Linked DNA regions of Homo sapiens: regions 1 and 2 are each linked to region 3. Evidence: chromatin loops called from intact Hi-C (ENCODE). Cell type or tissue: Caco-2. All regions are shown on one strand. Links, peaks and the distances in the headings refer to the core of each region. The heading gives the core; the rest is flanking DNA.

Evidence for each region. A loop is a pair of places that touch in the nucleus more often than their neighbours do. Peaks named below come from ENCODE experiments on the same cell type or tissue, not always from the same donor. Only the 100,000 strongest peaks of a DNase experiment are listed, where the experiment ranks them.
Region 1: it touches region 3 in a loop (4-fold over the local background); 45 of 110 quality-filtered maps call a loop at or near these places.
Region 2: it touches region 3 in a loop (5-fold over the local background); 45 of 110 quality-filtered maps call a loop at or near these places.

The regions. Positions count from the first base shown.
Region 1 is chr19:33,289,440-33,299,366 of GRCh38, reverse strand. No RefSeq gene overlaps it. Among named protein-coding and RNA genes, the nearest start is that of CEBPA, 8.1 kb to the left of the region's middle. RefSeq lists enhancers at 5,015-5,965, 7,223-7,806. In Caco-2, for the core only: no CTCF peak of the experiment used is centred there; DNase peaks (open chromatin) are centred at 5,307, 5,746, 7,686 and 8,186.
Region 2 is chr19:33,139,804-33,149,730 of GRCh38, reverse strand. WDR88 (WD repeat domain 88) reads right to left here. Exons shown (of 11, transcript NM_173479.4): 3 at 4,799-4,887; 4 at 2,023-2,086; 5 at 821-959. Among named protein-coding and RNA genes, the nearest start is that of WDR88, 13 kb to the right of the region's middle. RefSeq lists a cis regulatory region at 1,616 and enhancers at 1,532-1,701, 2,653-2,822. In Caco-2, for the core only: a CTCF peak has its summit at 5,660 (motif pointing left); DNase peaks (open chromatin) are centred at 4,969 and 5,650.
Region 3 is chr19:33,398,617-33,408,543 of GRCh38, reverse strand. It overlaps PEPD (peptidase D), which reads left to right. Exons shown (of 15, transcript NM_000285.4): 12 at 6,675-6,823. LOC124904692 (a long non-coding RNA gene) reads right to left here and starts at 6,675. Exons shown (of 2, transcript XR_007067229.1): 1 at 5,121-6,675; 2 at 1-4,255. RefSeq lists an enhancer at 1,287-1,844. In Caco-2, for the core only: a CTCF peak has its summit at 1,516 (motif pointing right); DNase peaks (open chromatin) are centred at 1,533, 4,853, 4,963, 8,273 and 1 weaker place.

The DNA.
Region 1 (9,927 bases), core at 1,095-9,094, 110 kb after region 3:
AGAGACCCCTCCATCCAGCCCTCCACACCTGCCCAGCCCCAGCCCTCACAAGAAAGGGGGCTGAGGCAGGCCTGCAACAGGGGTCTGGTCCTGCCCCACACACTGGCTGTTCAAGAACCCACCCAGCATCCACACTCCCCACTGCATTCATCCCAGACCCAGCAGGGGACTGAGTGCTGGTGTGCCCCCAACTCCAATGAGCACCCTGTAAGGTCAGGCACTCCGGCACCCCCTTAGCAGCAGTGACAGCCAAGCAAGGGAGGGCAGCCCTTATCCCTGAACTAACAAGGCCCGGGAGAAAGAGGCCCAGGAGGCTGATGGTGCTTTTCAGATTTTACCCTCACGGAGGGTAAAAGATAAATTGCACTTTTCTTTTTTTTTTAACTCTGTACCGAGAGAATGTTCACTGAGTGGCTTACTGTGTGTACCAATGCGGGCTGGGGCATTTTCGAGAAATTACACATTCCTTTTACACTCTGGAAGCTTAGCTTTACCTGCCTGCGTGGTTAGCTGGCACCCCTTCCGGCCCCCCACTCTGTCCTGTGTCTGGCCGCCTCCTCACCCACGGCCGCCCTTGGCAGAGGAGAGGCCACGAGCCCAGTGAGGAGGCGGCGCCTGCCCCGCCACCCTGGGAACAGAGGAGGCAGAGCCCCGCCGCGTGCCCCGAGGCCTGGGGCAGGTCGCAGCTTGCTAAGCCCCAGCAAACCCTCTGAGTTCAGTGCTAATTCCAGTTTTTCTTGTTTGAGGGGGCTGATCCCTGGCTTCCCCCTTTCCCCCCAGAACAGGTCCTAGGACGGGAGGGGGTGGGGCGACCCTCCTGCCCTCACTCCTTCCCCTCCTCTCTGCTGTGCCAGCCCGCTAGGGGCTTCCTCTTTTAAAGCTGATGGCTCCCGGAAGGGATCCCTCCTACCCCGAGTCCTCCTCCTGGTCCTGAGTTCCAGGGTGGGCTTTGTTAGGGACAAGAAGGATCCAATCACATCCAGCCCCAGGAAAGGGATGAGGAGGGCGAGGCCCCCGGGGGGGGCCAAAGTAGAGGGGAGGAAGGTCTTTTGGGCGGCATGGGGTGAACCTGCCCAGCATGTACCCCGTGTCCAGCTGTAGGGGCTTCCCGGGAACAGAGTCACCCTTGGCCACCCACCGCTTCCTGCAGGGTTCCTCACAGTTCCCCTCCTGACTACAGCCTTCAGGAAGAACCATTCCAAGAGCCCAGCACTGAACACACCTCAAGTATTTATCAGATGCCTACTGTATGCCAGGGCCTGCGCCAAAGATGGGGCACTGGGCTGGGAACAAGCCGACTCTGCTCTGGCTCTTGGGGAGCTCACACCCTTGAGGCCCTAAGCTGTGGTTTAAGGTTGCCAAGTGCAATGAAGGGGATCTCAGAGTGTGAACAGGGTCCACCAGGGAGGGCTTTATGGAGGCAGCAGCTTTGATGAAATACCTGGGGAGGGTGGCCTCCTGCTGGCCCCAGTCCCAAGATGCCTGGATGCTTCTCCTTTGCCCTGATCGATCTCCCCTTGACATGTAGCACCTGACTGCAGGGACCTCGCCCCCCTTGCTGCGCCACTCCTGAGCCCTGTGTCCCGTGACAGCGCTGTTCAGGGTTAGCTGGCCTTCAAGGAAAGGGCAAGGGTAGAAGGGAGGGAGGCATCTCCTCTGCTGCCAGATGCGTCCTGATGGCTTAGTGCTGTCACGGATATTACTGTTATCTCCTGGATCTCCTGGGAATCTGTGAACGTGGGGTTTGGCCCTGACACCTGCGATGAGCCACTGGGCCTGGTGAGGAGTGTCTGCCCCTCCCAGCTCTCCCACCTGCTCCTTCCCAGGCAGGAACCTGCCAGGCCTCCTCCAGGAGCTGCTGGTCTCACAGGAGGGGAAGGGGCCACTCATGGGGAAGGACAAGGGATAGCAGAAACCCCTGACTTTGTTTAGCCAAGAGGGGCCTCCAAGGCACCCACAGGCCTTCTCCAGGCATGGGGCAGAGTCCTTGCCTAGATGGTGTTGATATTCCAGCTGTTTCTTTCCTATACTAGTGAGGACGGGAAGGCTTTTCTGTTCTTTTCTTTTTTTAGAGACAGGGTCTCACTTTGTCACCCAGGATGGTGTACAGTGGTGCAGTCACCACTCCCACAACCTCAAACTCCTGAACTCATACAATCCTCGTGCCTCAGCCTCCTACTCAGCCTTTAAGTAGCTGCTGGGATTAATTTTATTTTTCGTAGAGGTGGGGGTCTCACTGTGTTTCCCAGGCTGGTTCAGAATTGCCGGCCTCAAGTGATCTTCCCTCCTCAGCCTCCCAAAGTGCTGGGATTACAAGCGTGAGCCACCCTGCCAGGCCTCTTTTTCCTTTCTTTAGATAAAACTAACCCACTAGCACCTTTGAAAGCTTTCTTGATTCTGTGAAAGACTCTTGCTATCTCTTCTCTCTGGACAACCCCACCTCTCCCCCTCCCCCACGCCCCTCTCTGCCGATGGAGTGTTTGACGTAAGCTGAGGCCCAGGGAAGATACCGATTCACTATCAAAGCATCCTAGCCCCATCCCAGAGCAATTAAAAAGCCAGATGGAATCTCTGGGAAAACGGCATTAATAACACGAACAATCTGTGTTGGCCGGGGGAACCCAGGAGCCCCAGGCAGGGGTGGGGCTGTGAGGGGAGGGAAGCTGGGGTGCCGAAGTGGAAGCTCGCAGCGACATCTCCACCCTGTTGTGGCGGCCGGGGATGGGGCCGCCGTAAGGGTATGCTAGGTCCAGCTGCAGCTGCACTGTCCCCTCCAGCCCTTGCAAGGCCCACAGTGCACCCTGGATCCTGGTGGCTGCAGACCAAGCCAGACAAATGTGGAACCCATTACTCAGACAGCTGCAGCCCTGGCCAGCCCCGTTCTGGCACCCAAGAGCTTTGCTTCCCTTCGGTTTGTTTTTATTTATATTTTTCTAGCCTTCTGGCCCCACCCACTAGGAACAGGCCTCTCCGGGTTTGGCTGGCATAGACACCCTTTCTCTCCATTTGCTGTGCCCACATCCGCTGCCTGTGCTTGACAATAGCAGAAGACAGTGTTGGGGAACTCCAGTAGGCCTGAAGTCCAGAAACTCCCCTTAGAATGCAAAGGCTGGGTGCAGTGGTTCATACCTGTAATTCCAGCACTTTGAGAGACTGAGGTGGGAGGATTGCTTGAGCCCAGGAGTTCAAGAACAGTCTGGGCAACATAGTGAGACCCTTTGTCTCCAAAAACATTATCCAAGTGTGGTGTCACATGCTTGTAGTCTCAGCTACTCGGGAGGCTGAGGTGGGAGGATCGTTTGAGCCTAGGAGTTGGAGGCTGTAGATCACACCACTGTACTCCAGCCTGGACAACAGAGCAAGACCCTGTCTCAAAAATAAGAAAAAACAGAATGCAAAGTGGTAGACACTTTGAGCAAGACCAGCTGAGCTCTCAAAAGCCAGCATGATTTCTGGGGCAGCGGGGCACAGGGTTCACACTGCCCAGCTACCTCGAGGGGCCCAGAAGAGGCTGGACCAGGGCGACAGGCAAAGAATCCTCTACGAATTCAAAGCCTTTTCTAGGCAGAGCCAAGAAGTGAGACTCTTCTATAGCAGCCCCGTTTTTCAGACTTGTCTGCAGGCTCACCCGACTTAAAGACGTAGTTCTCCTGCAGCCATCAAGCTGGGGTGGGAAACTAGCTTGTTTAAGAAACATCCTTTGTGGTTGTCACATAGCCAGAGAGCCATTTTCTGACACTCATCCTCACTGTCCCCTCATCCTCATCCTCCACCTTTATCCTCCCTGGAAACTCTTCTCCTCAAGGTCACACCAGCCCCTAAAGCCAAATCAAATGACCACTCCTGGGGTCCTTCCTGCCTGTCTTGGCCTCCTACTGAACTTGGCCGCAGCAGATTTTCAGTGTCTGGCTATGCAGATCTTGAACATACGTGTTTGAATGCAAGGATCTCTCTCCTTCTTTACAAGACATCCTCACCCTCTCCTTTCTATCCAAGGGTCCATTGGGTTGGCCCAAGGTCCGCCAAGCAAGCCGCACCATTGTCAGAGGCAACGCAAGAGCACAGTAAATAAGGCTCCCCCGTGGTGGCCCACTGAGTTGCAGCTTCTACAGTTACTTTGTTGTTTGGTTTTGTTTGACAAAGTCTCACTCTGTTGCCCAGGCTGGAGTGCAGTGGCGCAATTTCAGCTCACTGCAACCTCTGCTTCCCAGATTCAAGTGATTCTCCTGCCTCAGCCTCCTAAGTAGCTGAGATTACAAGCATGCACCACCAAGCCTGGCTAAATTTTTTTTTTTATATTTTTAGTAGCGATGGGGTTTCACCATGTTGGCTAGGCTGGCCTCGAACTCCTGACCTCTAGTGATTCGCCTACCTTGGCCTCCAAAAGTGCTGGGATTACAGGTGTGAGCCAACACGCCTGGCTTTTTTTTTTTTTTTTTTGAGATGGGATTTCACTCTTGTCGCCCGGGCTGGAATGCAATGGTGCATTCTCAGCTCACTGCAACCTCCACCTCCCGGGTTCAAGTGATTCTCCTGCCTTGGCCTCCTGAGTAGCTGGGATTACAGGCACACACCACCACACCCAGGTACTTTTTGTATTTTTAGTAGAGACAGGGGTTTCACCATGTTGGCCAGGCTGGTCTCGAACCCCTGACTTCAGGTGATCCACCCTCCTGGGCCTCCCAGAGTGTTGGGATTACAGGCGTGAGCCACCATGACTGGCCTGTTTTGTTCTTTTGAGTCAGGGTCTCTCTCTGTTGCCCAGGCGGGAGTACAACCTCCACCTCCTGGACTCAAGAGGTCAAGTAGCTGGGACTATAGGCACATTCCACTACACCAGGCTAATTTTCAAATATTTTTGTAGAGAAGGGATTTCACTTTGTTGCCCAGGCTGGTCTGGAACTCCTGGGCTCAAGCGACCCTCTCTCTTCGGCTTCCCAAAGCACTGGGATTACAGGCATGAGCCACAGCACCCGGCCCCTGAAGTTACTTTTAACATTCAAGAATCCTAAGAAAGGTAACCCATCCGGTCCTAGATAATCTTCCCTGCCTTCATGTGATTAGTTTATCACCAGAATCAGAGGTCTGGCCAGGCCCCAGAGAGACAGTCATGCTCTGCAGGAGACTGTGCGGGGAGGAGGTAAGATTTCCAAAAGAGAGGACAGGGTAGGGGAGAAGCAGCCCTGTCTGCCCCCAAGCTGCAGGAGCCGCAGGTGAGCACGGGGGAACGAGAACGGCCACATTTCTGCTTTAAAAGCTATTTCAAGGCTTCATGTCTCTCCTCTTATCTCCACTCTAGGACGACTGGCAAGGTTGTTATTGAGGGACTACAGCCTGAGGGTGGGGAGGCTAGGGACCAAATGTGGTGGCCTAGAGCCAGGGCATGTCACACAGGGACCCGGACGGGGCTTGAGGGAGCCCTCACCGCCTGTCCCAAGCCCTCTTGGATCTGAAGATCTTTTCTTCAGCCAAATGGCAGCCCAACCTTTCACCAGAAACACAGCCTCTCTTCCCTGAGCCACCGCCGCCATTTCTTCTCTGCCTCGGCCATGGTGGCCTCGGAGACTCCCTCACCTCCCTCCAGCCAACCAGAGCACCCTCCCCAGCACCCCCCAAGAATGCCATGCCCTCCCGCAGATGCGGAAATGTGGCTGATTTACAGCGGCCTTTCCCGTGCACATGTTGGGCAATGGTCTCAGCCGGCTCAACCCCTGCTCAGAGAAAGGGGGTGGGGATGGGTCAAGGGGGCGTCAGGGCTGGGTGTCTGCTCCAAAGGGAGCCGCCGTGACCTTCAGCATCAGGTTAGGACCCGTCTGAAGTAGCCTCCTGGAGCGATTTACAATTTGCAAACACGTTTTATTTGATTCCTGAGTTTTGCTAGAGCAATTACCGTGACTAAGCATGACAGATCACTCCCAGCACGGTGTCTACTCGCTGTTAGGAAATGTGTGTTTGCTTCACTCTTTTGCCTGGTGCGGCAGTGTTTTAAAAATAGACTCATTCACTGTACTTGAAGGCAATTTGTTCCAAATTTTCCCACTAATTTGATTTTAATCTGATATTTAAAATTCATGTGGCCACATTCCCACTGATTTATAGGGAATAAGCCCTACCTGGCAGCTGTTTAATTGGCCTTAGCCCAGGAGGCCACAGGACAAAGGATTTATCCCGGAACAATCTGAAGGCACTGTGGTCTGTCATGCTGAAATATATGCCTCATTCAGCATCACAAGTGCTACTTGCCTGGAGCCAGGACCACTGGGCATGGAGCTGAAGGCTACAGAACCCTGGCTCACAGTGGGCCTTCAGTCTCGTACCGGACACGTAAGTGAAGCCCGGGCACCCTGACAGAGTGCACACTCGAGGTGTGTGCTGAGTCGGTTTCTGGAGCAAAGCAGTTTGTTCACGGGTGACAAGGAGGCGTTTCCCGTTTCTCCCATCCCGTGATGAGGATGGCCCATGGGAAGAGGGCCGTGCCATCCTGGCATCAAACCAAATCCTGGCCTTGCCTCCTGCTGACTGGGTGGCCCCGCACTGAGTCTGTCAGTTTCTCCGAGCTTCAGTTTCCTTTTATGCAAAATGTATGCAAAACAAGTAGCATGTCATGGAGTTGTGAAAGATAAACAGGGAAAGCTTATGAGACACTTGGCTCCAGCTAATGATTCCCACGTGCTGGGGCAGAAGGCAGAGTGGGAGGCTAGGGCACACCTTGGTCCCTGAAAAACGCAGTGGAAGGAGACAGCCTTCTTAAGAATTTAGGGCAAAATGCTTGTTCCAAATAACCAAACAACTGAAGTCATTTTAATGTTGCTTAGATTTCCACACCCCCTCCCCCCCACAAAGGATGCCTTTCATTTGCTTAGAAAACACTTAATGAGCTCATTCTGGGGGCAGAGCCCCCTTGCCAGTGACTTTGAAGGCTAAGCACAGTGGTCAAAGCCTGTACGACACTCAGATGAGCAGGCACAGGTGCCCCGTGTGCTTGTCGAAGTAAAATGCTCTTCGTGGGCCAGGCGCAGTGGCTCATGCCTGTAATCCCAGCGCTTTGGGAGGCCGAAGTGGGAGGATGGCTTGAAGCCAGGAGTTTGAGATAAGACTGGGCAGCATAGCCAGACCCCCATCTCTACAAGATTTGTTTTAATGTCCTTCATACAAGTGCAGAATCCCAGGTGACGACCCATGGGGAGTTCAAGAGAGAACAAGTATTCTCACTGGGGTGGCAGCCTCCCCAGGTACTGAGAGAGTCCTCGGCCCCAAGGGCCTCCCAGTTAACTTCTGTTTGGAAGGCTGTGACCTCAGCAAGTAAAGGGGTGAGGGTGGGGGTCCTGCCTTCCCCTTGCTGGTGAGAAGGGAGCCAGAGACATGTGCTGTGTGTGTCAGGGGTGGGGGACACATCCTGCTCCCTTGCCCCCTCACTTCTCAACTGTGTCATCTCAGCACTTGGCATCACAGCTGGTTTCCATTTGCCCAACCCAGCTCGGGCCCAGGAGGTCAGCGTGAGCCCTGCAGGAGAGCCACCCAGGCAGGGCTTCCAACAACCAGGGAAGCTTCTGGGGTCCTGGGGTGTCCTGGAGGAGGGGCAAGAAGGCAGGTAGGAGGAGGCCTCAGCCAAGCTTCCCTAGCGCCGGGGCCGCCAACAGGAAAAGGTTCTAGAAACCAACCCTGCTCTTCCCTGCCCTGCCAGGAATGCTACCACGAGGGTAATTCAAGTTAATAAGCAAACTCCTCAGGCAAGGAAGGCAGGCAGCTCTTGGGCCCCTTCGTCTCCCTGTTCAAGCACAGGAAGCTGTTGGATTCCACTTGCCAAGGCAAAGGAGGGCCACAATTATGAAGAGGGGCTGGGAGGCCTTAAATCATTGGCTTCTTCACCCTGCAGATCAGCTGGGCTCGGTGCAGGGCAGCAGAAAGGACAGAGGAGAGGCTGGGGTGTGGGTGACTCCCAGAGCAACCGGGGAGAGGGGCGATGTGGGGGTGCTGGTGCGGGTGCAGCCACGTGCCACCTGCATGTGATCTCAAGGCCGATGCAGGGCTGGAGGGGTCAGACCCAGGGGCTCAGGGTCCCCTCAAGTGCAATTCCCAAGTTCACCAAGGCCTGTGCTCCTTTGTTCAAGGAGCAATCTTGTCTGGGAGAGGTGGAGGCATGAGTCACAGGCCAGGCCCCTGAGCCGAGGGGAGGTGGGGACGATGGCTCCAAGCCTGAAATGTGTCAGAGGTGAGGTGAGCATCTTGAGTGAGGCAGTGATGTTGCTATATGGGGCAGCGCTGCCTGGGGGCGGTGCGTGAGCCACGCTGGAGGGACAGCAGCCTGCTCTGGGTTCCTCTGCCTCCCTGGGAAGCATCAGACTCCTCAGGGTCCCAGCCGCTCACCCAGGAGCCAGGCATCCTAGGAGATGCCCCAGCCAGGTGCCCAGTGCCATAGAGCCTAGGCCCCTCAGGGACCCTTCTCACCGGAAGCAGTGATAAGACCAGGGCTGGAACACAGGCAGGAGCGGCACCTGAGCTCCTAGACTCCCCATCCAGTGGGGTAGTTTAACCCTCTGTACCCCCAAATCCACCCAGGGGAGTGAAATGCTCCTGTTTCCCCAATGCCCTCATGATTGGCTCAATTCCATCACACCTCCCGCCACTGCCTCCACTCAACATTCTTCAACTCAATTTCCTTTAGTTTTCAATTTAAAAAATTAAATCAACTGCATGCTGTTTGGAACATCTTTGAGAATTTCAAAATCGAACGGCATGTCTGAGACATTGCAGAGCCAGATCTGGGAGACCACATGACACCCCAGGCTTTGCTCATTAGGGGCTGAGAGATCAACCACCACTTGGCCACCCCTCTCTGCTTTTGCCCTGGGACTGGTGTCCTGCCCAGCACAGGGGCCTGGAGGGACCTGCTGCTGGGGGTGGGGGAATCTGGCACATGCCTGAGGACAAGGGTGGGACCAGGGCCTCCCTGAGCTCCACCATGAAGCTGCTCACAGTGCCCAGGCCCTGACGCTGGTTACACAAGGGCTGGGCCTGCCTTCCCGCCCACTGGGGGTGTGGGACTGTGTGTGCGCCCTGGCCTCATCACACACCTGCTGTGTGACCCGGCACAGGTTTGGCAGCCTCTCTGTTTGAGCATGTCTGAGAGGCGTGCCGAGATTCCCAGAGGCAAGATGATGAATGGTGTCCCTCCAGAACAGAGCAACTGCAGGAACCTGATTCCAGGACGAGTCACCATGAGGAGGCCAGGGACCAGGCCACCTGGCCACCAAGGTGGGGAGCGTGAGTCACAAACAAGCTACCCACCTGCCAGCCAGATCACTCGCCTGTCCAAGAAAGCACAAGGCTGGGAGGTAGAGGATGGTAGGACCCAGGGTTGGGTAATACCCTGCCTGCCCCTGGAGCCCAGCTCCTAGGTCTTTGACAGCCAGGTCCCAGGTGATGCTGGTGTGCTGGGAAGCGAGGGACAAAGCTCCTTTGGACCAATTCATATCAGTCAGCTAGTGAATGAGTCTCCACCAAGCACCCTTAAGGGCCCAGGCACAGAATGGGGAGACAAAGGTCGGTGGACAGAAGAGGAACAGTGTCTAGGAGGAAGATATCAGCATCAGCACTGAATCAGGGTGGGAGAGAGGCATTCCTCACCCACCCACTCATGCCACTGGACCCCCAGTTGCCTGTGGAATGTTGTCTTGCTATCTCCTAGTGCTGGTCAGCAAGGCCCATGGGAGGGAAGAAGGAACAGGAGGACACAGCTGTGGTCATCTCAGAGTGGCCCAAATAGTTCCTAAGAAGGCAGGGGTGAACCACAGAGGCAGGAGACAGGCAAGAGTTGATTTCTCACTCCTGATCTTGTTTTCATGTGTCATTTGCTATATTTTACTTGGTATTGTACAACACTGTGGCCTTTGACCAAGAGTAGACTAGGTCCAGAATCTCCCATTA
Region 2 (9,927 bases), core at 937-8,936, 260 kb after region 3:
CCCGAGATCGCACCACTACACTCCAGCCTAGGAGACAGAGCAAGACTCCATCTCAAAAAAGAAAAAAAAAAAAGATACAGGTAGGCCGGGTGAGGGGGCTTCTCCTATAATCCCTCACTTTGGGAGGCTGAGGCAGGAGGATCCCTCGAGGCCAGGAGTTTGACATCAGCCTGGGCAACATAGCAAGACTCTGTTAATGTTAACTCTGTTAATGTTAATGTTAAGAAGCCTGAGCCTCCCCTCAATAAAAGATTAGGCTGTCAATGACCACATGAGGTTGGAGCCGAACATTGTGTCCTTTGTTAAAAGCACAAGACTGAATGAATGGAAAAGCATTAACTGAAGAGGATCAGTTTTGGTGTGTTTTTTTGTTTGTTTGTTTGTTTTTTGTTTGTTTGTTTGTTTTTTTGAGATGGAGTCTCACTCTGTCTGCCAGGCTGGAGTCCAGTGGCTCAATCTCAGCTCAATACAATCTCCACCTCCGGGTTCAAGTGATTCTCCCGTTTCAGCCTCTCAAGCAGCTGGGACTACAGGTGCATGCCATCACACCTGGCTAATTTTTGTATTGTTTTTGGTAGTGACAGGGTTTCACCCTGTTGCCCAGGCTGGTCTCAAACTCCTGGGCTCAAGCAACCTCCCAAAGTGCTGGGATTACAGATGCAATCCCAGCCACCGCACCTAGCCTAGTGTCCCAGCTTTAATGACGTGCTTCATACCATTACAGTTTCACCAAATAAAGCAATGGAAGGTCACCGTCAGTCAGTGACAAGTGGCTATTCCTATGGCAGACTGAAGATACAGGGAGCCCGCACACCCTCACCTTTGATGACGGAAACGGTGGTGATGTTCTCGGCGTCCATTATGCAGATTCCATGATCCACGTCGAAGCCTGAGACCACGTATTTACCATCAGGAGAAAACTTACAGGAGACGATGAAGGTATCATACCTGACCTTCCACTGAAATGAGCCAGCAATCAAAAGGTTGTTTTAAGCCAGGTGTGGTGTGTTACACCTGTAAACCCAGTGCTTTGGGAGGCCAAGGCTGGAGGATCGCTTGAGACCAGGAGCCTGAGACTAGCCTGGGAAACATGCAAGATCTCCATCTCTACAAAAGTAAAACATGAGCCAGGTGTGGCGGTGCTCGCCTGTAGTCCCAGCTACTTATGAGGCTGTGGCGGGAGGATCATCTGAGCCCAGGAGTTTGAGGCTGCAGTGAGCTACGATGGCGCCACTGTGTTCCAGCCTGGGTGACAGAGCTTGCAAGACCCTGTCTCTAAAAATCATCATCATCGTCATCATAAAATAAAAACTTGGCTTATCTTGTCTTTCTAAAAATGTTTACAATGAATACAAACTGACCTTTGCACTAACAAGAAAGGTTGTTTTTTAAGGAAAGGAAGGAGGAAGGGACAGAAAAGGCCTGCAGGAGCTGAGAGGGAGGGACGGCAGGGGTGAGGCAGGAGACCCCGAGGAGGCCCCTGAGCAGAGCTGAGGGTGCCTGGAAGGGGTGCAGGGCCGAGTGGGAGTCTTGAGCCTGTGGGATGGACGGAGAGTGACCCCCTCCAAGATATAAAGAGAACAGACTGGTAAGGGCCAGAACCCTGGTTCTTGGGGGCACATGGCCTTTGTCCCATGGCCTCAGCCCCACTTCCTGTCTAATCAAATCCAAACATCTTACCGGGGAGCCTGGAATACCAGCCCCCACACCCCACCCCCAATTCTGGCTTCTTTCTGTGTATCCAAACCCATCCCATCTTTCAAGCAGAAGCCTTGGTTCCATCCGCCTCCTCCAGGAGTCTTCCTCCCCCAGTGCCCACCCTCTCACCCTCCAGACTTTTTGCAAGCAATGGCTGTTGTGGGTGCAGTTCACATCTGTACTTCCATCCCCAGGAACATGCCTCCTTCCTAGAAGAATGGAGTTTTATCACCTCCCCCTACCCAGGGTCCAACCCAAAGCTGCCTGAGGCTTGGTCAAGCCCCTGGGCTGCAACCAACGCCCCCACTGGACAGGCATACGTACCAGCAGCTTGCCTGTCTCCAGGTCCCAGGCCCTCACTGTCTTATCATAGGATGCGGCAATGACTCTGGAAATAAGATGACGATGACGAACACTGGTTCTTTTTTTTGAGACAGGGTGTCTTTCTGTTGCCCCAGCTGGAGTGCAGTGGTGCAATACCGGCTCACTGCAACCTCCACCTCCCAGGTTCAAACGACCCTCCTGCCACAGCCTCCTGAGTAGCTGAGATTACAGGCGCCCGCCACCACGCCCAGCTAATTTTTGTATTTTTAGTAGAAACGGGGTTTTGCCATGTTGGCCAGGCTGGTCTCAAACTCCTGACCTCAAGTGATCCACCTGCCTCGGCCTCCCAAAGTGCTAGTATTATAGGCGTGAACCACCGCGCCTGGCCAAACATTGATTCTTAACAACAGAGACAGTTAGGTCTGTGGTCCTTTCCATCCTCCCCCGCCCCCCGCCTTTCCTTTTCTTTTTTGAGACAGGATGTCACTCTGTCATCCACGCTGCAGTCCAGTGGTGCAATCCTAGCTCACTGCCACCTTGAGCTTCTGGGCTCAAGTGATCCTCCTACCTCAGCCTCCTGAGTAGCTGGGACTATGGGCACTCATCATCATGCCTGGCTATTTTTTTCTCTCTCTCTTTTTTTTTTTTTCCTTAGAGACAGAGCCCAGGCTGGTCTCTCCTGGCCTCAAGCGATCCTCCCACCTCAGCCTCCCAGAGTACTGGAATTACAAGAATAAGCCACCACGCCTGGCCTGCCTATGACTTCTATGAAGACTTTTTTTCATTTTTCTAATTTAGGACCAAGATTATAATTAACACAATCATCTTTAAAAGACTGCTCCATCACCCACCCTAGGGACCATTCGGTTCTCACTGAAACTAGAGAGAACCAGCCAAGCACGGTGGCTCATGCCTGTAATCCCAACACTTTGGGAGGCTGAGGCGGGCAGAACACCTGAGGTCAGGAGTTCAAGACCAGCCTGGCCAACATGGTGAAACCTCATCTCTACTAAAAATACAAAAATTAGCCAGGCATGGTGGTGCACACCTGCAATCCCAGCTACTCAGGAGGCTGAGGCATGAAAATCTCTTGAACCAGGAGGCGGAGGTTACAGTGAGCCAAGATTGCGCCACTGCGCTCCAGCGTGGGCAGGAGAGGCTCCATCAAAAAAAAGGAAAGAAGGAAGGAAGGGAGGAAGGGAGGAAGGAAGGGGAAGGAAGGAAGGAAGGAAGGAAGGAAGGAAAGAAGGAAGGAAGGAAGGAAGGAAGGAAGGAAATAGGACCTAACACACAAGGAACCACAGCACAATCATCCCCAGTACTCTTCAGCCACCCACACATGCTCCTTTATATCAAGGGCTTTCAAAGTAGCATTTCTTCTGTTTTCCTCTTCTTCTTTTTTATTTTTTCTTTTAAGACGGAGTTTCACTCGTCGCCCAGGCTGGAGTGCAATGGCGTGACCTCAGCTCACCACAACCTCCACCTCCCGAGTTCAAGCAATTCTCCTGCCTAAGCCTCCGAGTAGCTGGGATTACAGGCATGTGCCACTACGCCCGACTAATTTTGTATTTTTAGTAGAGACCGGGGTTTCTCCATGTTGGTCAGGCTAGCCTTGTTCAAGGCTACCCGACCTCAGGTGATCCGCCCGCCTCAGCCTCCCAGCTGTTTTCCTCTCCTAAAGGGATCTCTACACCCGCAAGGATCAATCGTTTTCCTCTCTGCTCCCATGTCTGTCTTTTCACAGGGATATAGTTTAAGAGACTACTTATTTTGTTCTGAAATGTTTTCTTGTACAAAAAAACATAAATGTATCCTTGTCTTCTTACATGGCACGTTTCTGTGGCAAAGTTTGTCCTCTATATAAGATAAATTCCCATGTGGGCATGGTGGCTCACACCTGTAATCCCAGCACTTTGGGAGGCCGAGGTGGGTGGATCACCTGAGGTCAAGAGTTCGAGAACAGCCTGGCCAACATGGTGAAACCCCTCTCTACTAAAAATAAAAAAATTAGCCAGCTGTGGTGGTGTGCACCTGTAGTCCCAGGTACTCAGGAGGCTGAGGCAGGAGAATCACTCGAACCCAGGAGGTGGAGGTTGCAATGAGCCGAGATCGCACCACTATACTCCAGCCTGGGCAACAGAGCAGGACTCTGTCTCAAAAAAGAAAAAAAAAAAGATAAATTCCCATGAAACTTACATTTTCATACCAGTACACTACAGCGTGGGTGACAAAGCAAGACCCTATCTCAAAAACAAAACAGGCCAGGTACAGTGGCTCATGCCTGTAATTCCAGCACTTTGGGATGCCAAGGCAGGATTGTTTGAGCCTAGGAGTTTGAGACCAGCCTGGGCAACATGGCAAAACCCCATCTGTACAAAAATACAAAAATTAGCCAGGTGTGGTGGTGCACACTTGTAATCCCAGCTACTCAGGAGGCTGAGGCAAGAGGATCACTGAGCCCAGGAGTCCATGGCTTCAGTGAGCCATGTTTGCACCACTGCACTCCAGCCTGGGCAACAGAGCAGAATCCTGTCTAAATAAAAAATAAAAATTCACAAAGCCCAGGTGTGGTGGCTCATGCCTGTAATGTCAACACTTTGGGAGGCCAATGCAGGAGGAGAATCGCTTGAGACCACAGGTTCGAGACCAGCTTAGGCCACATGGTGAGACCCCATATCTATTACTTAAAACAAAAACAAAAATGTCACAGGCATACCTATTTATGGCATGCCTGCTCACCCTCCCTCTTCCCAGTGTAAGACGAGGGAAAGGTCACCTGCTGCTGTCGCCGGTGATGCTGCACTCTACAACAGGAGCTTTGGGCCTGTGCTCAAAATCGCGAACCACAGAACCGTCCACCGGATCCTCAAATCAACGGGAGAGAGAGGAGAAGAGAGTGGTCACTGCCGTGTTTGCTGAAGTCGTAAATCGAGGTCAACATTAGCCCTTAGCTTATCTCTGGTAGCAAAATCTGAGAACTCCAAGGTCCTGGGACTCTCACTCAGCTCCGAAAGAGGAAAGGACTTTGCAACATGTCCGTCCCCTGAGCGGGAAGGACACCCTTGCCATTCCTGGCATCCATGGGAAATTACCCCGCAATTCCAGACACCAGGTGGAAACTGGCCATGCTGGGGGCAGAGCTGCAAACAGATTGTGTTTTCCTTTCCTACTGGCCAAAAAGTCTTTGCAGAATCTAGCAATATCTTCCAGGCCGGGCGCGGTGGCTCACGACTGTAATCCCAGCACTTTGGGAGGCCGAGGTGGGTGGATCACCTGAGGTCAGGAGTTCAAGACCAGCCTGGCCAACATGGTGAAACCTCGTCTCTACTAAAAATATGAAAATTAGCTGGGTGTGGTGGCGCGCGCCTGTAGTCCCAGCTATTCATGAGGCTGAGGCAGGAGAATCGCTTGAACCCGGAAGTCGGAGGTTTCAGTGAGCTAAGATTGCGCCACTTCATTCCAGCCTGGGCGACAGAGCGAGACACCGTCTCAAAAAGAAAAGAAAATGATCGTCTTGGGTTGTGGGATCCAGGCCCCTGCACGCACTCTGGGCGGGCCGGGGCCAACTGAGGGCAGCGCCAGAATGATCAGTGTCCGTGGGGCTGCGCAGTTTTAGACTCGACAGTGACACCAAGTGGCCAAGAGCAGGAACAGCGGCTGTGCAGAGATCGGCCCACTCCCTCCACACTGGGCATTTAGAAGCACGACCCCATCCCTGTGGACCCAGACAATTTAAAGGGGAAATACTGGTTAGACTTCAAATGAACGAGGGAAAGGGGGTCTAATAAACAGTTGGAAAATAAAGGAGATGTGACAATATTTGGCGTCTACGTTTATGGTGAGTACATATCAGTATTTTGGTACAGTCCCAGTTTCATAAATGTATGTGGATGTTCGTGGAGAAGAAAAAAATACCTATGACAACATTTTCACAGCCGTTAACTTTGGGGTCATGGAAAGATGAGTTTTTTTCTTTCTTGTGTTTTCATGTGTTTCCTGTAATAAAATCATATTACCTTTGTAATAATATGAGAAAAACTACCAAACTTTTTTTTTTTTTTTTTGAGAGAGGGTCTTGCTCTATCACCCAGGCTGGAGTGCAGTGGCAAGAACACGGCTCACTGCACCCCTTGGCCTCCTGGGCCAAAGCCATCCTCCCATCTCAGCCTCCCAAGTCGCTGGGACCATAGGCACACGCCACCACGCCTGGCTAATTTTTTTGTTTTTGGTAGAAACAAGGTCTCACTATATTACCCAGGCTGGTCTCAAACTCCTTGGCTCAAGCGATCCTCCTGCCTCAACCTCCAAAAGTGCTGGGATTACAGGCGTGACTCACTGTGACCAGCCTTTTTTTTTTTTTTTTTTTTTTTTGACACTGGATCTCACTCTGTTGTTACCCAGGCTTGAGTGCAGTGGTGCAATTATGGCTCACTGCAGGCACCACCTCCTGGGCTCCAGCAATCCTCCCATCTCAACTTCCCGAGTAGCTGGGACTACAGAAGTGCACAACCATGCCTGGCTAATTTTTTATTTTTTATTTTATAGAGATGAGGGTCTTGCTACATTGCCCAGGCTGGTCTCAAACTCTTGGCCTCAAGCAACCCTCTCACCTCGGCCTCCCAAAGCACTGGGATTACAGACGTGGGCCATTGCACTCAGCTTTCAGGGAGACTTAAACCCTTTCTTAATCCTCTGGGGTGACTGAGAGACCCCAGGGGCAAGGGAGCCTCTCCCCTTGTCATTGCCCAGGGGATGGGATGGTAACTTGCCACCTGTGCAGTCCACCTTGCATCTTCCAATTCTCCCACGTTATTCCCGCCCCCCGGCCTTTTTTTTTTTTTTTTTTTTTTTTTTTTTGTATTTTTAGTAGAGACAGGGTTTCACCATATTGGCCAGCCTGGTCTCGAACTACTGACCTCGTGATCCACCCACCTGGGCCTCCCAAATTGCTGGGATTACAGGTGTGAGCCACTACGCCCGGCCCTTCTTTCCCCTTTTGAGTCGGCAGAAGGGCCCCCCGGGACTGCTGTCTGTGTTGGCCAAAGGGCTCTTGTCTCCATGAAGGGAAAGATGCCTGTTTTCACCTTGGTTGTTGTCCCAAGATTAGAGACCCTAATCTTGGAGAGGCCCTCGGTCCCCACAACAGCCTTCTTGCTCTCATTCCCTGCCTGTTCCATGCCCCATCCACAATGCAGGCACTGTCACCTCTGCCACCTCATATGCCCTCCTTCCCATGAGCCGTCCTTCTCCATGTCCCAGGAAGTGCATCCAAGTGTTCCCCACCCGCACCACAGACTGCTTCCAGCCCTCCTCCCTCCACCACTTTCTCCAGGCAGCCCCTCATCCCTGTGCTCCCTCCCTCTGCCCTCCTAGTGCCTTCGCCCCTTGTCCCATAAATCGCCACCTCTCCTCTGAGCCCCTGCCTTAGCTGGTCCCATTGGCTGCCACTCCAGAGACCTGTCTCCTCCCCTGGCTCTCTTCTTCCATCTTCGTCCCCCCCTGCTGGCTCCTTGAGACCCTCAGCTGTGGCTCCCACCATGCGCTCCATGTCCCTCCGTAGAGGGTGAACCCATAACCCTACACAGTCATCTCCTCTTGTCACAGTATCTTGGCCAAAATCTCCCCTGGCCTCCCCTCTCTGCCTCACCCACTGACCCCGTTTCCAGTCCCTGCCCCCAGCAACACCTCAAATCCAAATACCTTTTAAATCTTTTAAAAGCCCCTTTTCCTCTAGGTGCAGTGGCTCATGCCTGTAATCCCAGCACTTTGGGAGGCCAAGGCGGACAGATCACCTGAGGTCAGGAGTTTGAGACCAGCCTGGCCAACATGATGAAACCCCATCTCTACTAAAAATACAAAAATTAGCCGGGCGTGGTGGCAGGTGCCTGTAATCCCAGCTACTTGGGAGGCTGAGGCAGGAGAATCGCTTGAACTCAGGAGGCAGAGGTTGCAGTGAGCCGAGACCACGCCACTGCACTCCAGCCTGAGCAACAAGAGCAAAACGCCATCTCAAAAAAACAAACAAACAAAAAACCCTTTTCCCCTCATTGGAGATTATTGTGAATAACTTGGAAAGTCCATAAATGTACAGAGAAGCTGGGAAAAATATTCTTCATCCTATGCCCAATCTCCCTCTAATATATTGCCACCTTTTTTCTGGTCATTTAAAAATAAGTTTGGGGCTGGGTTTTGGTGGCTCATGCTGTATCCCAGTGTTTTGGGAGGCCAAGGAGGAAGGACGGCTTGAGGCCAGGAGCTCAAGACCAGCCCGGGCAACACAGGGAGATCCCATCTCTACAAAAAATGATAATATTAGCTGGGCATGGCAGCCTGTTCCTGCAGTCCCAGATACTCAGGAGGCTGAGGTGGGAGGATCACTTGAGCCCAGGAGGTTGAGGCTGCAGTGAGCCATAACTGCACCACTGCACTTCAGCCTGGGCAACAGAGTGAGATCCTGTGTCAAAAAAGAAAAAAAAAAAAACATGCTCCCACACCTGTAATCCCAGCACTTTTGGAGGCTGAGGCAGGAGAGTCGCTTGAGCCAAGGAGTTTGAGACCAGCCTGGGCAATGTAGTGAGACCCTGTCTCTACGAAAAACAAAAAAATTAGCCAGGCATGGTGGTGTGTGCCTGTGGTCCCAGCGACTTGGGAGGCTGAGATGGGAGGATGCCTTTAGCCCAGGAGGTAAAAGGTGCAGTGAGCTGTGTTCTTGCCACTGCACTCCAGCCTGGGTGATAGAGCAAGACCCTGTCTCAAAAAAAAAAAAAAAAAAATGTAAGTTTGGTAGTTTTTCTCATATTATTACAAAGGTAATATGATTTTATTACAGAAAACACAAGAAAGAAAAACATTCATCCTTCCATGACCCCAGAGTTAACAGCTGTGAATATGTTGGCATATGTCTTTTCTTTTTTTTTTTGAGACGGAGTCTCCCACCGTCGCCCAGGCTGGAGTGCAGTGGTGCGATCTCGGCTCACTGCAACCTCCGCCTCCCAGGTTCAAGCAATTCTCCTGTCTCAGCCTCCTGAGTAGCTGGGACTACAGGCACCTGCCACCACACCCAGCTAATTTTTGTATTTTTAGTAGAGACGGGGTTTCACCACATTGGTCAGGCTGGTCTTGAACTCCTGATCTCAGGTGATTTGCTCGCCTCGGCCTCCCAAAGTGCTGGGATTACAGGCATGAGCCACTGCGCCCAGCCGACGTGTCTTTTTTTCTTGTCCACACATGTCCGCATACATCTATGAAACTGGGACTTTGGTGGCCCATGCCTGAAGTTCCAGCACTTTGGGAAGCTGAGGCGGGAGGATTGCTTGAGGCCAAGAGTTTGAGACTAGCCTGGGCAATGTAGCAAGACCCTCATCTCTACAATATAAAATATAAAAAATTAGCTAGGTGTGGTGGTGCACTCCTGCAGTCCCAGCTACTCGGGGTGTTGAGATGGGGGGATTGCTTGAGTCCAGGAGGTTGAGGCTGCAGTGAGCCGTAATTGCACCACTGCACTCCAGCCTGGGTGACAGAGAAAGACTCTGTCTCTAAAACAAAACAAAGAAAAAATTCCTCTAGTGTTATCCTGTGGGCTGTGGGGGTGAGGCTCCCAGAGAAACCAGCAGTTTTTCTAACAAGATCTTGAGGCTCTGGGCTCTGTGGGCCAGGTGTCCATAAGGACAGCTACGGAGGGCGGGAGTGGAGGTGAGTTGAGCCCCGGGGCAGCCCCTTCACACAACTGGTCCTGTGCAGCATGGGCAGACCCAGGGAGGCCCAGGAGGTCATGCAACCCCCCAGGGTCACACAGCTGGTAAGTCCTAAACGTGGGGTCCACCACAAACCCTCCTGCCCAGTTGTCATGCCCTTGGCACAGATTATATCTTGTGGCTGTGTGTGTGTGTGTGTGTATGCATATTT
Region 3 (9,927 bases), core at 1,247-9,246:
AGGAGGCCAGCCTTTTCCATCCCTCTCTCCACAGTCCCAGATATGAGCACTCCCCCAACACGCACACACATGGATACACACACAGGGAACTGACCGAGGCTGTGCTGCGTTGCAATGATCACAGTGTAAGCCCCTGCCTCCCTCTCTCGCAGTGGCCACCTGGCACAGCGTGGGCCCTCTTCGGGCAAGAGCAGCAGGCCCGGTGTCCTCACCGAGCTGGGCAGGCCAGGCCCTGATGCCCACTTCCAGCAGCTGGTTCTGCAGCACAGGCTGGAGGTGGGAGCCACAGGCAGAGCTCAGGCCAGGCCTGGTTTATTCTCAGACAGCTCCCGTCCCCTGGTTGTCCTGTTCCGTGTCTTCGACCCAAAAGTGTCCTCCATGATGCGTACATCAAGCGGGGTTTGGGGCTGGCTAGGCCCCCCTCCTACTGCTCCGTCCTTACCCTTCCAGCAGCTTCCCTGGAGCTAGGCTGAGTCCACTGTTGGCCACAGTCATGGTCCAAGAGGGCCTATGAACCAGACACCCTGGTTCCTGCTTCAGGTCAGGCTTGTCAGCCAAGGACTGAGACAGACTTCCTGAGGGCCGTCCCTCACCCCCAGCCAGCCACCCCCGGGCCCCTTCCCGCTTCTCTGGGTGTGATGCCACCACACCCACTCGCATGCACGCAGGGGTGAGGGACGGGACTTTGTGGTGGCTGCATACACCCTCAGCCTGGTTCAGAGCCAAGCGGCCCCATGTGGGGCCTGTAGCCGTCAAGCCTCCGGGGGTTTTGCTGTTGTTCTCAGAGTCTTTTCCCGCTGTGATCCTGGGGTTCGCCATGAACCCCATCTCCAAGTCACTGTACCAGAGGGGCCATTCGCTGCTTTTTTTGTTTTCCTTTTTAAACCCCTCAGGCAGACCTTCAAGAACAGGGTTACAAAAGCGCAGCACACTTGCTAATTAACACTTTCAACATGTTCACACAGATTGAGGTGCCTGAGATCACTGGAGGCCATTCCTAAGTGGGAGGCCCCAGAAGACCCCTCCCCACTCACTCCAGCCCCGAACAGGTTTGTGTGAGCACAGAGGTGGCCAGGACTCATCCCCCTGCTTCTCCTGGTCGTCTTCTGAGCCCCCATGTGCTGCCCCCTCCTTCCACAAACAGCCTGGGCTGTGGGCACCAGAGCCACTGCAGGCCAGCAAGCTTCGCAGCTAGGGCAGGGGGCGCATGGTCCACGATTCTGGGAAGCAGTGCGCCCAGAGAGGGACCATCCCTTGCAGCACTCCGGGCCTGAGGCCGCCCCAGGTCCTGGAGAGGCTCACCCCACAGGGCAGAGGTGGAGGGCTCTGGTTGGGAAAGCAGCTGGGACACTCCTCCTGCCTCCCTCACTTCCCGATCAGGTGGTGGGGGTTGGAGGGGGGCCTTAATCTACTGTGGCCCCTCGCAGAGTTTCTAGAGCACGTGTCCCAGGATGCCCCAGGCCTTGGTTGTCCCAGTCGGGATGCAGCTGGTGGGCAGCAAGCCTGTCCTTCCAGAACTGGCCAGAAGAGGGCAGTGTTGTCTCAGGACGATGGGCCAGGCCTCACCCCTGCTGGGCCTGGTCTTTTGTGTTGCTCCTGGGCATGGGGGGTGGGTGGCCAGCCTGGCTAGGAGGAGAGACCTGTCCCAGCCCTCACACTCAGCAGCCACCAGTGCCCTCTTCCCCTCCTTCCCTGGCTAGATAATGGCGAGACCTCGACCCTGCAGGCCATGGGGTGCCCGCTCACCCAGGACCTCAGCAGCCACCTTGGCCTCACATGGGCCCTGCAGCCTGGGATGCGGCCAGCCTACTCCTGCTGTCTACTCAGCCTGAGTCTGTCTGCCACCATCGCGCTGCGGACCCCATGGGTGACAAGCTCCTGGGGACCCCCTTGCCCCACTCCACCTGGGGCCCAATGCTTTGGTGAGCTCCAGGGTAGAGCGTTGCCCCCAGGCCTGCTCTCTGCTGCCTGTCCCAGCCCAGCTCTCCCCCACCACCTTGCTGTTTCCTCCGAGGGAGACTTGTTGTCACCAGCCAGCCCTGCCCTGAGCACTCTGCGGTCTTAAAGACATGCTCTTGGGGCCACAGAACGCCCTCAGGAGGGTCCAGACCCACAGGCATGGCCGTCCCATCCCATCCCAGTTAGGAGCGTGCTCTCCATTCTCACCCGTCCTCATACACATGGACAGGCCTGGTTATGAGCAGACACCTGCCCACGCGTTTTCGGTTTGTCTCTTGTTTGTGCTTCGTGGCTGCACCCTCCTCAGCTGATGTCATGACCCACAGTTTGAACAGCACTTGTCCAGACATCCTGGGTGCTCCCAGACATCATGAGACACTGGTCACCAAAAAAAGCAAAATACAGCATGTGCTGCGCGTGTGACTCTCCCTCCCGCCTGCCAAGGCCACTGCCCTGACGCCCGGGCCTCACCCCACTGTGCTTTCCTGGCAGCTGTCCTTGTGTCTCACCCACCTCTGGACGAGGCACCCCACAGTGCTCTTCTGGGACCCGGGGCCCCTCACTGGTGCCGTGCCTCTGTCCATGTCATGCATAAAATGGCAATGCCAGTTCCCTCCAGACACCCAGGAGGCCCACAGGACGCAGCTGCTCCCGTCACCCACCGCGTGCACCAGGGATTGCTGGCTCTGGGGACCAGAAGCTGCTGCTGTCATGGGCTGGCGGCATGGGCAGCTTTCCTGTCTGCCGAGGCCCTGGAGGAGTGGCCGTCACACGAAAAGGGGGCAGAGATGCCCAGGAACGCACTGGAGAGAGGTCCCCTTGGTGGGTTAGGCCATGGCACGGGGAGCCTCAGGGACTCCGAGTGGTGGCCTTTGTCCCTGCTGGCCACGCTTGGAGCTTGGCACTCCACGGAAGGCCTGGCTGGGAGCAGGCAGCCGGCCCATGCACCCTGGAGACCACAGCTCGCCACCGTGTCTGCAGGGGCCGCCCACTGGGGCAGATGAAGGGAAGAGTGACCCATACGCCTCCCTTTCGGTCTCACACTGAGGAGAAGCAAGTGCTTCCTGCTGCTCAGCAATCCCCCAGCCTGGCCTGGGACACTGACCAGGGCAGCTGCACATCGGAGTCTGCAGTGCTTCTGCAGCCCCGAATATGAGCGCGTGTAAACTGTTGGATTGAACAGCTAAGAGCCGTGCCACTACTCAGGAGATTCAAATGAAACTGCAAACCAAGTCCAAAGTGGCTCTCATATAAACATTGCAGCATTTCCCCCAGAAAACTGTTCCCAAGCCTTCCGTCACTGGCCGACCCATCTTGGAGGCCTTCTGCCTCTGGGCTGGCGGGTCCCTGCCATGGGGCCCAGGGAGGGTCTGGGTGGGCCAGTGGTGGCAGGTAGCCCAGGCCCAAAGCTACCCAGAAGGAGCCAGAAACAGAGCCCTCAGAACACATGTGGGGAGTGAGACGCCAGCACGTTGTTTGGAGATGCATCCTGTCTCCCAGATGTCTTGTATTATCATCGACTCACTCGGCCAAAGATGGTAGGGTCCCCAGACAGCCAGGAAGGAGGGATCCTGCGTGCCTGTTCTCGATTGAGCCAACGTATGACCGAATTCTCCATTGTCGGTTTGCATTCAGAGGATGGATGAAGTGGACGCAGAGGAGCGGGAGGGAGATGATTTATCAAAGCCATGGCTTTCGTCCCTGGATTCCAGAAAAGCTTGCATCTGAATAACTTATGTGTGTAGAAACTCTAGGGGGATTTTTTTAAGGCAGAAAAAGATAGGGAACTGAGAGGAGCACGAAAATAGACTTCAGCTCCATACCCGAGCCTCGCTGGGCAGGATGGAGCTGGCTGGCTGGGTGTATACTTCCCCCTCCAGAAAGCAGATCATTTTCAAACAAGAAATGCAGTTACAGTCTTCTACAAGCTGGAAGATAAAGTCAGGCTGGCGGATGATATCCAGGCACCCACCATCCCATGGTCTTTCTGCTTTGCTGGCGGGAGTTTGGGGAACTGGGATCTGAGTCTGGTCTGCACTGGAGAACAGTCTTGTTTTTACATTCCTAGATGATTTCATTGTTCGGGGTATTCTTGTGGGCTTCCTGGTTGTTGTTGTTGTTGTTGTTTTTTAAACGATAGTTCAGTTTCTGCTTTTTCTTTTGTGTCAGCACAGTCCGGTAGGACTTTCTGCCCCGGCTGCTGTTGCAGGTCACCTTCTGATTTGGCGCCTCCTAGGAATCCGTGTCCCCCATACTCCTGGCCCTGTCCTCTCTGCCCAGGCTATTCTTGCATGTTCTAAAACCAACAAACCACAAACCATTTTTCTTGGTTGACTCTGGGGAACCTAAATGAAAATGCTTAGCTGTCCCCAGGCAAAACTGGGCTGTGTTCCATATGGCTCCACTCCCCAGAGCTACAGCAGTGGGAGGGTCCCATTTTACAGATGGAAAAACTGAGGCCGTGAAGGTTGAGCACTGCCGCCAGGACCTAAGAACCCATTGCTGGGCTTCGAGTTGTTTACCCTCCTGACTCAGGGCTTTCCTGGACCCGTGATCTGAGCCTCAGTTTCCCTTCAGTTTAGAGCTTCCATGTGCCCCGCCTTCCCGGCCAGCCGTGGGGAAGCCTAGGCCCTGTGCAGGAGTAGACTTCCAGGCAGTTGTTGGCCTAAGCAGCCCACTGCATCCAGAGATCCTGTGACTCTGACCCACCCCAAAGCTCCCTGTCATGCAGGCGGGGCTCCTCCCCCCAGCCTGAGAGTCACCTGAGGTGTTATCTGGACCTTTCTGCCCTGTTGACACTGCTTATGGTGTTTTGCAATCAGAAAAGACAGGAGATTAAAAAGTGCCCGGCTGGGGACTTTGGATTTCAGCAAAGCGTCCTGGCCGTGCATTCAAGTTTTTCCTTTAGAAATCTGCCTCCATGGGGCGGCTGACGCTGCCTGTCCAGCCACGTGGCCCTGCTCCTTGCTCCACATGAGGCCAGGGTCCTCCACCCCCTGGCTCCCTCCCATGGGACAGGACCCCCCACAGGCAGGCGCACAGGCAGCTTCTGGAATGTTTGTGGAGTGGTTGTGTTTACCGTGAGAGCTGGGATTTGGGTGAGAGGCCCTCGTGACGGAAGCCGCGGCTGTGCCCCTGGCCTCAGACTTGTCAGGACTCACCCAGCTACAGATGGACCCCATGGGAAGCCCAGGGTGGAGCCAAAGAGGGGCAGCTGCACTTCCTCAGCCCTCCTGGCTCTGGTTCTGGACCCTGCAGACGTGGTGGGCTCTGGTCCTAGGGCTAGACCAGCCTCCGCCAGCCAGGGTCATCACCATCAGTGTCGTGACTTGGCCATGACCTGTGAAGGGGCTGGTGGACCCGAGGGTTCCGCTCTGTGTCTGCTGCCTGCAGCCTCCCGAGGTGCCTAGGTGGGATGGATGGAAAGGGGCACCACCTGCGCCCCTCCGCCCCCTCAGCCAGGCCCAGCCTTGTCCACCTGGGCTGCTTCCGGGGAGTCCTGAGAGCCAGGTTTGGATCCAGCAGCCCTTCCCGTATCCTGTCCCTTCCACACCACAGGATGAGCGGGAGGCTGCTTCTCTGCCGTTGCCCAGAGAGGGCCCTGAGGTCCTTTGCACAGCAAGGACAGGCCCTACTCCTTCCGGGCCCTGCTGTGCCAAGGGTCCCTCTTACAGGGCATCCAGAGGGCAGCCCCAGCCACCATCCTCCTGCCTCAGCAGGCCTCCTGTCATCTGTCCCACACTGTCTGTCCCACGCCATCTGTCCCATGCCATCCTGCCTCTCTGCTGGCCCCCAGGCCCCTCCCGTCCTGGACAGCTGGCACCTCTGCCCCATTCTCCACGCCCCTGCCTGTGTCCTGCTGGTCTCTGCCTGCCACCGGAGGGTGCCAGGGTGCAGGTGGACAGGGTGAGGGGGCCCACCTGGCTTCGGGGACATGTGGCCAGCAGGCCCTGGGAAAGCCTTGCTGGACATGAGGCTGTCTGGCACTTCCTCCCTGCCCTCCCCTTGGGCCCTGGCAGAATATGTCCGTCCCATCCCCATGGGCAGAGGGGTAGTGTCGGGCACACCCCTCCAGCTAGGGGGCCCCAGAGCTGCAGCAGAGCCAGAGGCCCTAGCCGCCGACTGAGTGTCTGCCCAGATGCTCTGGGTCCTGGAAGAAGCAGGTGGTGTGATTCAGGCCCGGAGTTCTAGGCCGTGCATCCCATCCGGGGTCCCTGCCCAGCCCCCTCCTCCTCTGCTTCCCACAAGCACGGCCTCAGCCTGTGCTCTGTGCTGGGTGCAGGGAGACCTGGGAGAGCCTGTTGGGGTGCCGGGTGGAGGCCAGGCAGCGGGCGGGGTCCTGGGGCATCTCTGCCTCTCCTTAGTTCTCCAAACAATTCTCCATGGCTCTGAGCTCTTGGAGGCCAGGCCACAGGGGTGGGTGTCATCTGCATAGGACAGCCCCACTCCCCTCAGCCTTCCCTGCCTGGGCTGAGCCCTGAGTCCCTTTTTCCCTGGAAGACACAGGTCTTCCAGGATGGCTTCGGGTTTCCTTGCTGCCCACGCACCCGTGGGAGACACCAGGTGGCAGTTCCCCACACCGGTCTCATTGTGAGGGGGAGTTGCATCCAGGACCCGGGCCAGCTGCCCTCGAGTCCAGGGCAGGTGGGGAGCGGTAAGGGTAAGGGGGCGGTGGCACCCCAGTACCCACTTGCCCTGCCTTCCTCTCTCCGCAGCCTGTTCGACATGGGCGGTGAGTATTACTGCTTCGCTTCCGACATCACCTGCTCCTTTCCCGCCAACGGCAAGTTCACTGCAGACCAGAAGGCCGTCTATGAGGCAGTGCTGCGGAGCTCCCGTGCCGTCATGGGTGCCATGAAGCCAGGTGAGCAGCGGGTCGGTGGGGGGAGGCGCATCTGACGTGGCGTTGGGGGCGCTGCTATGTGGCAGGTGCCTGCAGGGAACGGGTCTGCATTGTGTGACTTGAATCTGCCACACTCCAGATGCTTAGTCCCTGAGATTCCAGTGGCGTCAGGTCTCCAGGGTCACTCCTAGGAAACAAGGCTGACCACCAGGCAGGGACAGACAGAACCAGGAATTGCGGGGCTCAGGCCAAGGCTCCCCGGTCTGCTGGCCTCCACCTGCGCATCTCCACTGGCCACTAGCACGCCAGCCTGTCTCCTGCTTTGTCCTTAAGCGGTGTCTACTCCAGGGAGGGCTCAACCCACTCTGGACACTGGCATGGGGTCAGAGCAGGTTCACGTGCCGCTCAGCGCTCTGTGACCTTGGATGGAAAGCCCTCCTCTGGGTGGCCGTTTCCACATCTGTAAATGGGGAAGCAGCCGACTCATGGAGACTGAGTTAAGCTGTGTAAAGCACCTGCAAGGCCGCCTGGCCTGTGGTAGTGCCCTGCAGGGGTCACAGTCACCACCATGATGGCCATGTTGAGGCCAGGATGGGCCTGGTGTTTCTCTCTCCCAGCGGCCAGCGTAGGCCAACCTGTCCTGCCCTCAGCCCTCCCAACCCCAGGCAGCCTGCACAGGCCCCACTGGTACCTCTTGACCTCCCACCGCGCGCCGTTGATGTCTGTCAGGGCAGGCAGAGGAGGTCCCCTGGAGGGGAGCCAGCATCCTCCCAACAAGGCCAGCTTTCAGGAGTTCCCCCTGGGCACCTCCCGCTGTCCCCATCCCGCTCAGCCAGCCTCCTGCCGAGTGACCCCTGGGTCCTCCATAGCCCTGGCAGGGGTGGAGTCTAGCACCCACAGGATCGAACCCCAGCTCTCTGCCCTGCAACAATAGAAACCATTTCCCAGCAGTGATGGGAGGTCCTGGCTTGTCACCTTTGCCCAGAGGAGAGAATTGAGGGATGTGGTCTTCTCATGTTCTTGCTTCAAGCCTTCCAGGGCTTCAACACAGCACCCCTGCCGTAATCCTTGGATTCACCAGAGCCTGGGCAGGTTCCTATGGGATCACCATGTGCTGGCCAACCCCTAGGCCTGGCCCTCTACAGGCACATGGCTCCCACGACTCTGACTGAGATCTGTTCGGCAGCTGCCAGGGTCCAGCCTGCAGCGCAGAGGGGCTTTCCCTGCCCACACCGGCCCAGGCACAGCTGGCCCCCCAAGGCACGCAGGTTCTGCATCTTTGGTTATAAGCAACAGAACAGTCTCCAGCCAATTCGGTCATTTGGGGCTGCCACAAATTCACAGAGGTGGAAAATCAGGTCTGGGCTGGGGCCAGGGCTGCAGTGGCACAGGACAATGGCCCTGTACTCACAGCTGGATCGTCTGGCCAGGGCCCGCCCTCAGCACACAGGCCCCAGCCACCTTCTGCAGCCTGGAGTCCCTCCATCTGGGTCGAGGTCAGAGATCACCTCGTGTTGGCCATGCCCAGGTCATAGTCCAGCCCCCCCAGCTTGCCCCCACCCTCGCCCACTGCCTCTCACCCACAGCTATACAGACCTCCAGAGAGACAGGCAGGCCCAAGGCAGCCCCCTGTGTAGGGGAGCTCAGGCGTCCTCCAGGAGCCAGGTGGGCTTACCGCGGGCAGAGGGGATAGCCCAGTAGCGCAAGGCTTCAGAGTCCAGGATGCAGGCCCCAGACCCAGAGTGCCCCGAGCCCAGCCCCAGCTCTGCCGCCTGCTGGCCAGGTACCTTACTTAAGCCCCAAACAGGCGAAGGATAGACCCCTGCTCTCCCAAGGCAGAGTCCACTTCAGAGCGGGCCTGGCCAGCTCTGGACCGTGGCATCTAGTTAGACATGGAGTGCCCTCTGTTAAGGACCCACAGAGAGCTGGCAGCTGCCAAGTGCGCCCTCAGTGTTCAAGGAAAAAAGAAGAAAGAAAGATCTGGAGCCTCCAGAATGCGGCCTCAGAACTTGATGGCTCGGCGGTCGACTGAGCAGTCCCTGCGGCCCCACAGCCCGTTGCTGGGATGAGTTGCAGCCTCGATCGCCGGCCCAAGTGTGCTTCAGAGGGGCCCTCAGCCACCGTCGCTTTCAGAGGAGGCAGACTGTGGGCAGGCCTTTGCAGATGGTGCCCAGTCCAGCCTCCAGAGCCCCCACCAGAGGCTGAGGAGCCGCGGAGGGACGCTGGGGGCAGTGCCAGGCCCCAGCCCCACACCTTCACGCATCCAACAGGAACAGAGCTTGACAAACGCATGAGTGCAAGCAGGGGGACCCCAGATGTGCCCCAAAAGGAAGACAGGACAGAAAATCCAAAAGTCAATAAGCTTGTGATGGGGTGACAGCGCTGATCGGACTCACCTGGTTTAGCAGCTGCCGAGGAAAACAGCATTTTCTGCGGAATTGCTTTGCTTAAAAAGCAGCAGGCCGGGCTCTGTGGCTCACACTTATAATCCCAGCACTTGGGAGGCGGGCGGATCACTTGAGGTCAGGAGTTGAAGACCAGCATGGGCAACATGGAGAAACCCTGTCTCTACTAAAATTACACAAATTAGCTGGGCGTGATGGTTCATGCCTGTAATCCCAGCTACTCGGGAGGCCAAGGCACGAGAATCGAATCGCTTGAACCTAGGAGGCGGAGGTTGCAGTGAGCCAAGATCACACCACTGCACTCCAGCCTGGGTGATGGAGTGAGACCCTGTCTCAAAAAACAAACAAAAAGGAGCTGCCACCCCTGAGTATGAATATACAGGTGTCTCCAGGCAGATGGGTGGGTGAGGACAGAAGAGCGCCAGAGGGTATGGCCAGCGGGCCCTTGTGGGTAAAAGGAAGAGGGAGTGAGAGCGTGAATTCCCGTGCGCCTGTGAAAACCATAAAGGAGGTGCAGGAAGGGACGGGACAGTTTGCTTGCTGCGTCCCTTCTTATTCTTTCTGACTCTTCAGCCATGGGAAGCATCCCCCGTTAGCTGTCAAATCCAATCCAGCCTCCACGAAGCAGTCGCCCAGGGGCGCCACTCCTTCTCCTTCCTTCATTCTGGGGATGAGAATTTCTTGCTCAGTTTTAAATACCACTAGTCACTCGAATGAATG